Regions from separate parts of the Homo sapiens genome. Here region 2 is linked to region 1. Evidence: chromatin loops called from intact Hi-C (ENCODE). Cell type or tissue: tibial artery. All regions are shown on one strand. Links, peaks and the distances in the headings refer to the core of each region. The heading gives the core; the rest is flanking DNA. Region 1 has its middle 48 kb from the start of ITGA11. Region 2 overlaps ITGA11 (integrin subunit alpha 11).

Region 1 (4,386 bases), core at 138-4,137:
ACTTATATAACACTCTTTAAATGACAAAATTATAGAAATGGAGAACATAAGATTCTCTAGTGGTTTCCAGGGGTTAAGGAAGAGGCGGGGATAGGAAAGAAGTGGGTGTGGCTCTAAAAGAGCATCATGGGAGATCCTTGTGGTGGGAAACATTTTGACTATACCAATGCCAATTTCCTGGCTGTGATCGCATACCATAGTTACCAACAGGGGAAACTGAGTAAAGGATACCTGGGCTCTCCCAGTATTGTTTCTTAGAATTGCATATGAATCTACAATCAGTCTGCATGTCTTGCAGTTTTCTGGGGATGGAGAAAAAGAGAGTGTTGGTCAAAGTGAGTTGAAAGGTTAAAGATGTCCTATAAATTTAGTGGATGTCATGGCTGCTGATGTTGACCATGGTCATTGAGATGCCCCTGGTACTGGCTAGGTGCTGTGGATCACAGCTGTGGTATAATGAAACCAACCCTCAGCATCAAGACAGAGCACCTGGGTTCAAATCTCAACTTTACCACTTACTAATTCCTTGGCCTTTGGTAAGTCACTTCTAACTCAGTGCCCTGGTCTTCCCTATTCCTCTCCTCCACTCCCTGTGATTCAGACAGGGCTGACCTGTCCTTGCTGGCCAGGTATGGGCATAGTTCTGTGGTCTGGCCATTCAGGGACTCATCAATCTAGCCAGAATAACTGATTCTGGTATCAGGATGTGATCAAGGCAAGATTAATTAGAGTCTTCCTCGAGCTGCCTCCTCCTCTTCCTCCTTCCTTCCCAAGAGCCATAAGAAAGGGCACCTTCCTTTCCTCTGGAAACACAGACCCTAAGAATTACAAGGAACTCCCTAGAATCTTCTTCCTCAGCCACCTGGAAGAAGCAGTAACTTGAAATTGTTAGAGTTCCTAACTCTATCCTCAAGGCAAAGGCCTATCCTCTATCCAGAGGCCTCAAGGCAAATACTGAAATGAATAGCCTTTTTCTACTTATTCTAATTTGAAAGAGGTTTCTGTCACTGGCACTTGAAAAAGTCATGATTATTACTTCCTTTAACCACGTTGAGTCTGTTGTGTTATCTCTAAAATAAGTGTTCTAAAATAAGTGGGGTTCTACCAGGAGTAGACCTGGAGCCAGCATTCAGGTGCCATGGATTGGCCCAGGGTGTGCTCCCATGGAGGACTGCCGAGGAAGTGGGTGAGGCAGGATCGGCTAGGGGAAGAAGCCAAGCAAGGGTTCCAGGGCAGGTGAAGTCCCGTGCTCAGCCTGTTCCCAGGGGGAGCTCTGAGATGGCAGGCATTGGCTATGGAGTTTGGGTGGATGGAGATCAATCCTTCCTATGTCCAGGTCTCCCTGTGGTGAGGCTGTTCCAGTGTCCAAGAATATTGCTCTGAAGGTCACAGTTGCTGCCATTAGCAGTAAAGCTCCAAAAAGCCAGAGGGTGAGATCTGAGGGAGTCTGGGCGGGAATTGACCATATCCACTAATGAGGTTGGATGGAACCTTGAGGCTGGGTGCATTTTCTAGGAAGGAGGAGGAGGACATTTCAGAATCCTGGACTGAAAATACTGTGGGACGGATTCACAGCTGCCCGAGCTGCCACTCTTGTGTTCTTATTTCTTATATTCCTAGCAAAACACAGATAAAAATCCAGAGCATGTTGGAATGTCACCCACCTTCCCACAACCCCCCTCGGCCCCCCACCACACACGAAAATGAAATACTTTTAGCTGTGCTCATTTGCTGTCTGTCTTTCCAGACAGGGTTGCATAAGAAGGGGCCGTTTTCCTCTCCACAGGATTGCAGGGGGACGGGTAAGCTGCACACGCGGATGGTAAAGCCATTTACGCTTGGAGAAGCAGCCAGTGTGGCTCAAAGGAGTTGGCAGGTCCCAAACCTCATAAAGGGAAAAGCTGAGGCGTGCCAGGGAGGCGAGCTGACTTCATACGGGGGCTGATTTACTGCGAGGAATAACACACGAGCCCTCCCACTGCTCCTGCCTTTTTGGAATTTTGAAATCACAAAATGTTACAGCTGCAAGAAGGCCTTTTGAGAGGAGAGCATCTGGCCCAAACTGGTCATTATAAAGATGAGAAAACTGAGGTCTTAGCATGGGGCAGGGAAAGGGACTAATATTTGTAAGGCAGAGGTACCACTAGGCCAGGGCACTGTGCTGGGCACCTCTCCCAGATTGTTCCATTCCCCACGTTGTTCCACATTAGCCCCACTGTGGGGTGCGATCATGAATGCCTTGTTTTCATAAACAAGGATACAAACTCAGAGGCATAACAGAGCTTTCCCTGAGTCACACAGCTAAGCAGGGAGCTGAGATGAGAACGCTTGTTTTTCTCAGTCTTCAGGGTGAGTTGGAGATCAACTGTCTAGCCAGCCGGGAAAGAGCCTGTGCCTGCAGCTTTCACTGACATGTCAGTGCCACAAGGGCAGGGCAATATCTCTTTGTTCCTTGCTCTATTCCAGTGCTTAGAATGGAGGCTGATACATAGTAGGTGCCCAATAAACATCTGTTGCATGAACGAAGAAACAAGCAAGCAAGCATTTATTATGCTCCACCTCCATGCAGTGACTTGTCTTCACGGAAGATGAAATAGTCCTGGTCCTTGGGGTGCTCTCACTTGAGTTGACCGGACAGGTTGTACACAGGCAAATGCTGGAAAATGGCCCCAGGTGACACAGGCACACATACGAGCCAGGGGTTGTCCAGTTGGGTCTGGGTTCAGGGCAGCTTTGAGGGGATGTATTTCACCAGTGCTCCACCCCCTCCATTCCCACTGTGCTCTGGCAGAAAGGAAACTTGGTCTTCCCAACCAGGGTCTTGACCTGAAAAAGACTTCTGATTCCCCATGTCCAGGTCTCACTAGCCTTCAACGCTTAGCTTCAGTGCCATCTCCCACAGGGATCCTTCCCTCATTCCTTCCGCTGGCAGGGATTTCTTCCACCTCTGAGCTCCTGTAACACTCGACCAGTACCTCTCTTGTGACACAGGCCTTATCTTCTTTACTGACCCTAGGGTGGGTATCTGGTTCACTGCAGTAGTCCCAAACGCCTAACAGAGAACCTTGACAAACTTGTGCTCCCCAAATGTATGAGTTGAGTGAGTGAATGGAGGAAAGGATGGAGAAGTGGGTACCAGACAGAGTTGCCTGGTGCTTTTTGGTGTGGGTGGTTGTCTTCATGATACAATTGGAGGAACACAGAAGCCCACTCCCCTGATCAAATACCCCCCAGAGTGGTGCTAACCCCTTGCACCTGCTATTAGCCATTTACTGCTTTGAGTTAAGGTAGGGGTAGAGAACCTCTGTCCCCCTGGCTAAATGAAGCCTTGCCTTAATTTCAACTCATGTATGGAGCAAGAAGCAACAAGCACATTCTTATTTGGTGCTTATAGTTGCAAAAAAGGTGACATGGCTATAAACACCTTGGTATAATGGCCTGGAAAAGTGATTTTCAAATTGTGTTCTGAGCCACCCCTGTTTATAGGGTTCCATAAACAGCTTGCTTTTATCTCCCTTATTGGTTTTATGTTTTTCCCATTCAATTTGTTTGAAGAAATTTTACAGTAAGAAGTTTATGGATTCCCAAGATGAAAACATCCCACCCTGTGTCCCCTTCTGCCTGTCTTTCTCTATGTATCTGGGTCCCCCCAGCCACCCTGGGAGCCTGGACCTGTGTAGGTGGTGAGACAGCCAGGTGGGAAGGGGTCCCCAAAGAAACTCCAGCACTGGGGTAGAGCCTCAGGAAGTTTGCACCGTTTGCAGCGGGGAGGAGCCTGGCCCCTCCTTTTCCTGTGTGGAATCTGGGATCCAAGCTGCCTGCAGGAAGCGCTCCAGCAAGGGGCTCTGGTCTAGTGAGAGTCCTTGTTTCCCCCTTTTCTTCCTTTTCACCCAATAAAACCCTGTCTTACTCACCAAATTGTCTGCAAGCCTGAATTTTCATGGCCATGGGACAAAGAACCCCGTCTTTAGCTGAACTAAGGAAAATCCTATAAGAGTAGCATTCAGGAGATAACCTCAGGCTTCATGTTGCCCTCTCACCAGATTGCAAGCTTCCAGAGGACAGGAGCCGACCTTATGCATCACACGTGCTCCAGCACTGGGCACACTGCCTGGCACCCAGTGGCTGTTGGGTGTTTCTTCTTTAGTTTTTTTTACACAAAAGGGGGAAATAGAATGGATGGATGAGATGGTTTGAGGTATTGGTGCAATTGTTGCTAGACATTTGACAGATATATCTGGAACACTGTGGAGAAATGGCTGTGGGAATTTAGAAAACCCAATCAATGGAGGCTGGTGGGGGACCGGGGGGATAGCCGTTCGGTCTAATGCTAGCCCAGCACAAGACCAAGGGCAGGCCCCTGGAGAGGCCGATCTCCATTTCTTG
Region 2 (4,386 bases), core at 253-4,252, 66 kb before region 1:
TTTACCATGGGACTTTGTAATTCCTGCCTCTAAAAGAGGAGAGTATATTTCCCCCAACCTTGACTTTGGGCTAGGCCATCTGAGCAGAAATAATGTGTGCCCATTCCCAGCTTGGGCCTTAGGATGCCTTGTCTATTTCTGCTTGCTGGCACTTCTGGCAGCAACATGAGACGGCTAGTCCACTGACCCCAGGAAAAGAGTGAGAGATATTCGGAGCAGAGCTGCCCCAGCTGAGTTGCCCCAGCCCAACCTAGCTGAGGTCAGCACCCCCAAACTCACAAGCAAGCCCAGTGAGCCCAGCAGAGCCACTCAGTTGAGCTTAGCTTGGACCAGTTCACTCCCCCACCCTCAGCTGACCCCAGATATGTGAACTAAACAATTATTATTGTGTGCCACTGAGATTTGGGGGGATTATTGGTTACAGGACATTATTATAGCAATTGATAATTGATGCAGCTTAGCTCTTAAGTGATGGACCATCAGGGAGGAGGAACAATTTCACAGAGTGATTGGACAAAGACAAGGAGAAGAGGAGCTGGGGATCTCTGGGGACTCGTGGTTGCTGGGGTAGTACCCCAATCATTTCCTACTCAAGATCTCATCAGGAAGACCCAACATTAGGCAGAGCTGGGCCCGGGCCTACCCTGTCAGGGAGAAGTGTGGCCTAACGAGCAAATCATGGCCTCCTCCTGCCTCAGCCATACACCGGGCCTGATGGCTGGGTTGTCCTGAATCACTCAGGGAATGACAGACGCAGACCCACAGCCAGCCAGGCACCCAACATGGATTCTGGGCTCTGGAGCAGCTCTGTGCAGAACGGAGCCTCCAGAGCATGAGGCCTCCTTCACCTCATTTTCTCTCTTTCCAGTTGCTAGGGGGCATGACACGAACTCCCCGTTAGACAAGCTACCATTGGGTCAAAGGTGGTGTGTAGCAAATATGTTATTAGGGAGGGGGAACTTATTCGCTTTTTTTTTTTTTTTTTTTTTTTTTGAGACAGAGTCTCGTTCTGTCACCCAGACTGGAGTACAATGGTGTAATCTCGGCTCACTGCAACCTCCGCCTCCCAGGTTCAAGCAATTCTCCTGCCTCAGTCTTCCAAGTAGCTGGGACTACAGGCATGTGCTACCATGCCTGGCTAATTTTTGTACTTTTAGTAGAGACAGGGTTTCATCATATTGGCCAGGCTAGTCTTGAACTCCTGACCTCAAGTGATCTACCTGCCTCGGCCTCCCAAAGTGCTGGGATTACAGGCGTGAGCCACTGGCACCCAGCCAGGACTTTATCTTTAAGAACAAGCAGGAATTTTCCAGATCAAATAATCTATTAGCCTCCAAACTTTGTTTTTCTACAGCGAATCTCACATTTTTTGAACAAAATATATACATGAAAAGTAGACACAAGAAGTGGATGTTGGGGTTAGGACTAGGGGGTAGGGAGGAATTTCCCACCCTCAGTAGCAGACATAAGATGCCTCACTGAAACCTTAGGGTTTCCTGGAACACAGTTTGAGAACTGCTCTGTCGAGTTTAAAAAGCTTGTTGCTATAAGTGAGAAGACTAAGGCCCAGAGCGGGGTAGAAATGTGTCCAAGGTCACCAGCCTCTCTTCATACTTATCTATGTTCACCACCACTCCTTCTGTGTTAGTCCCCTCTATGGCCCTTCAGTTCAATAAACCTCTATTTGGGGTCTATGGAGCTCCAGGTTCCATGGTAGGAAGTGAGGACACCAAGCTGGCTGAGACACGACTTACGGTGTTCAGAGCTTACAGCCCCACTGGGCAGGCAACAGACATGTTTATAAGTCAACAGAGCCTGAAGTGAAGCCAGGAGAAGTTTGGACTAGGGTGGGGTGATCTGAGTTCTAATCTCAGCTTTGTCATTAACTTGGCTGGATGTCCATTGAGAGCCCCGGTGCCTCTCTGGGCCTCAGCTTCCCCATCTGTAAAATGAGAGGCTCCTGCTTTGTAACATCGAAGACCCACCACGGCACATGTCAGTGAGGTTCCCTTGGGCAGACGCCAGCTGACTTCCAGTTGTCGGCACTCGAGCATCTGTCTTGAGTCTCAGCAAACAATTTAGAATTGGAAACCAGGCAGTGTGGAGGAATGCAAACTCATCTTAATGTTGGCCGGAGCCATGCGCATTTAGGAAGGGAAATCTCCAGGCAAAAACGATAATATTTTGCATTCCCAAGCCAAGGAAAGAACGAAAGAAAATCACCATCAAACGTTTGGCATTGTCCAGGGCCCAGCTCTCTCTCTCCCTTTGCCTGTACCATGGAGACTTGGCTGGGCCCTCCTGCCCTGGCTGGGGCTTCTGGACACACCCAGATGTCAGAAAGACAGAGGCCTTGGTGGGGGTCCAGGCGATGTGGTCACCTTTCCACAGAAAGCCCAGCCTAGCCCCAGAGCTGGACTATGCTGCTGAAACCTCGATGAGGAGACTTAGGGCAAGTGGGCAGGAGGGCAACATGGCTGCCATCAGACCCCCTCTTAATTCAAAACTTGCGGACACCAGGCAGGGAGCACCAGCTCCTTTGAGGCATGACTGTGGCCTTGGAATGACAGAGGCTTCTCAGTCTCCCTGAGGTCTTCTAGGAATGGTCCCTGGGGGGACGGGGCTGGAGGGCAGAATGCTAAGGTCAAAGGCCACAGGATGAACTTCTGACTTTAGGACAGCTGGTTCCAGGACTCAGCAAAGGGGACATGGGAGTATAACAGCCCCTCCTGAGTGCTGAGACCACTGTGGTGAGAACTAGTTTGGACATCAGAAGACCTGGTTTCTCGACTGGCTATGTGACCTGAAACAAATACCTTCCCTCTCTGGACCTCTGTCTCCTCTTCTAGAAAATGAGGAAGTAGGGCCAGGTGGTCTACAAACATTTCCAGTACTGAGGTTCTGAGTCTGTGTGTTCCGCCTCCTCTGGACTTATTTCCAAATCCATCTCCCCTCAGAGGGGAGGAGCAGGCAGACTGGCACCGGGGGCACTCCCGTGGGCAGGCCAACGGCCAGGGCCTCCGCAAGTATCTATCAGATTGGCTTTTGGGACTGAGGTCATTCCCTCCTTCCCCTCTAGCACTTGGGTCCAAACAAGTGTCCCTCAGCCTCAAGCCCCCCCATGAAAGTGAGCTGTAACCCCTCTCCCCACGGCTTAGCGCCCAGCCGGGCCTGCCCTGCTGCTACAGTTGCAGGCTGCCACTAGGGCTGGCCTGGTGATGCCAAGCCAGTTCTTACCACCCTGATACCCTCCTGTGCTCTAGAGAAAACTTAACCAAACTTGGGTCTTTCCAGGAGAGGGATGCATCCCTCCTCTTTACTCTTGCAAAAGACCCCCCTGTTTTCTAGCTTCTCTGATCAACTCGTCAGCATCTTACTTCTCTGCCAAATGACTACCCCTGGGTGGACTGCTTGTCTCTCTGCTAACTTGGCCTTATCCCCCTGCCTTTCTTCTGAAGGAAGCGCTATGGAGTCTCTCCTATTCCTTATTCCTCCAACTATAATATCACCGCCAGCCACTGGCCTTCCTCATCTCTGGATGTGTCTCTTGGCTTCCCCAGCCTTTGTGCAGGTCAGAACGCAGCTCACTGGAGAAGACGGGGAGGAATAATGGGACGAAGAAATTGTGTCTTCTGATGGAGTCTAGAGAAAGGGGAGGGGTTCAAGGGATGGAGGGTGCTGTCCATTTGAAGGCTGGATAGAGAGACTGGCCACAGAAGGGAAAGGAGAAGGATTTCAGCAGCACGGGGGGCTTCTGTGGAAAAGCATCATCTGTCCCCATGGTATGAGCACACCCCTCATTTCTTAGCAGAATCTCTGGGGGAGATTATCTCATTTGGGAAACAGCACGTCCCCAGTCCACACCCACTGCTGCTTCCGGCAGGGAGTGGCTCTGAGCACGCCAGTGGTTTGAGGCAAGGCCTGTGTCATGGAGCTGCAGCCACAGTGTCCACCTTCCCCGGGAGGAGGAGCCCTAGATAGGGATGTGCTCACATGCCCTCTCGAATGTTAAGCATGTGAAAAAGAACACACCAGGAAGCAGAGAGCTCATGTGTGTCATGAGGGGCTGGGAGCCATCACTAGGTGAGTTCCAGGGTCTGCGTCAGCTGAGAGTCTTGAAGATTCAGCTGGCCTTGATGTGGATGCTCAGAAAGAGTGAAGCAGGTGCTGCCTGCCACCAGGGGTGAGCTTATCAGATGAACTTGATATTCATCCAAGAAGGGCCTAAGTAGAGGGATGCAGAGCAGCCTGCCATTCACCCACTGTCCTCTGTCAATTCCACCTCCCCTTTCAGCCAGGCCCTGGCACATCCTCATCACACACACTGGGTGCCTGCAACCTTGGAGCACCCTGACCCTGGCCTGCCTCCCTCTCTTCTACTTCAGT

The links. Hi-C counts contacts between places; a loop is a spot of excess contacts. Peaks named below come from ENCODE experiments on the same cell type or tissue, not always from the same donor. Only the 100,000 strongest peaks of a DNase experiment are listed, where the experiment ranks them.
Region 2: it touches region 1 in a loop (3-fold over the local background); 1 of 110 quality-filtered maps calls a loop at or near these places.

What each region holds. Positions count from the first base shown.
Region 1 is chr15:68,477,793-68,482,178 of GRCh38, forward strand. No RefSeq gene overlaps it. Among named protein-coding and RNA genes, the nearest start is that of ITGA11, 48 kb to the left of the region's middle. In tibial artery, for the core only: no CTCF peak of the experiment used is centred there; a DNase peak (open chromatin) is centred at 1,859; H3K27ac peaks cover 4,000 bases.
Region 2 is chr15:68,411,701-68,416,086 of GRCh38, forward strand. All of the region lies in intron 1 of ITGA11 (integrin subunit alpha 11), which reads right to left. Among named protein-coding and RNA genes, the nearest start is that of ITGA11, 18 kb to the right of the region's middle. In tibial artery, for the core only: no CTCF peak of the experiment used is centred there; DNase peaks (open chromatin) are centred at 1,911, 2,391, 3,531 and 4,091; H3K27ac peaks cover 2,616 bases.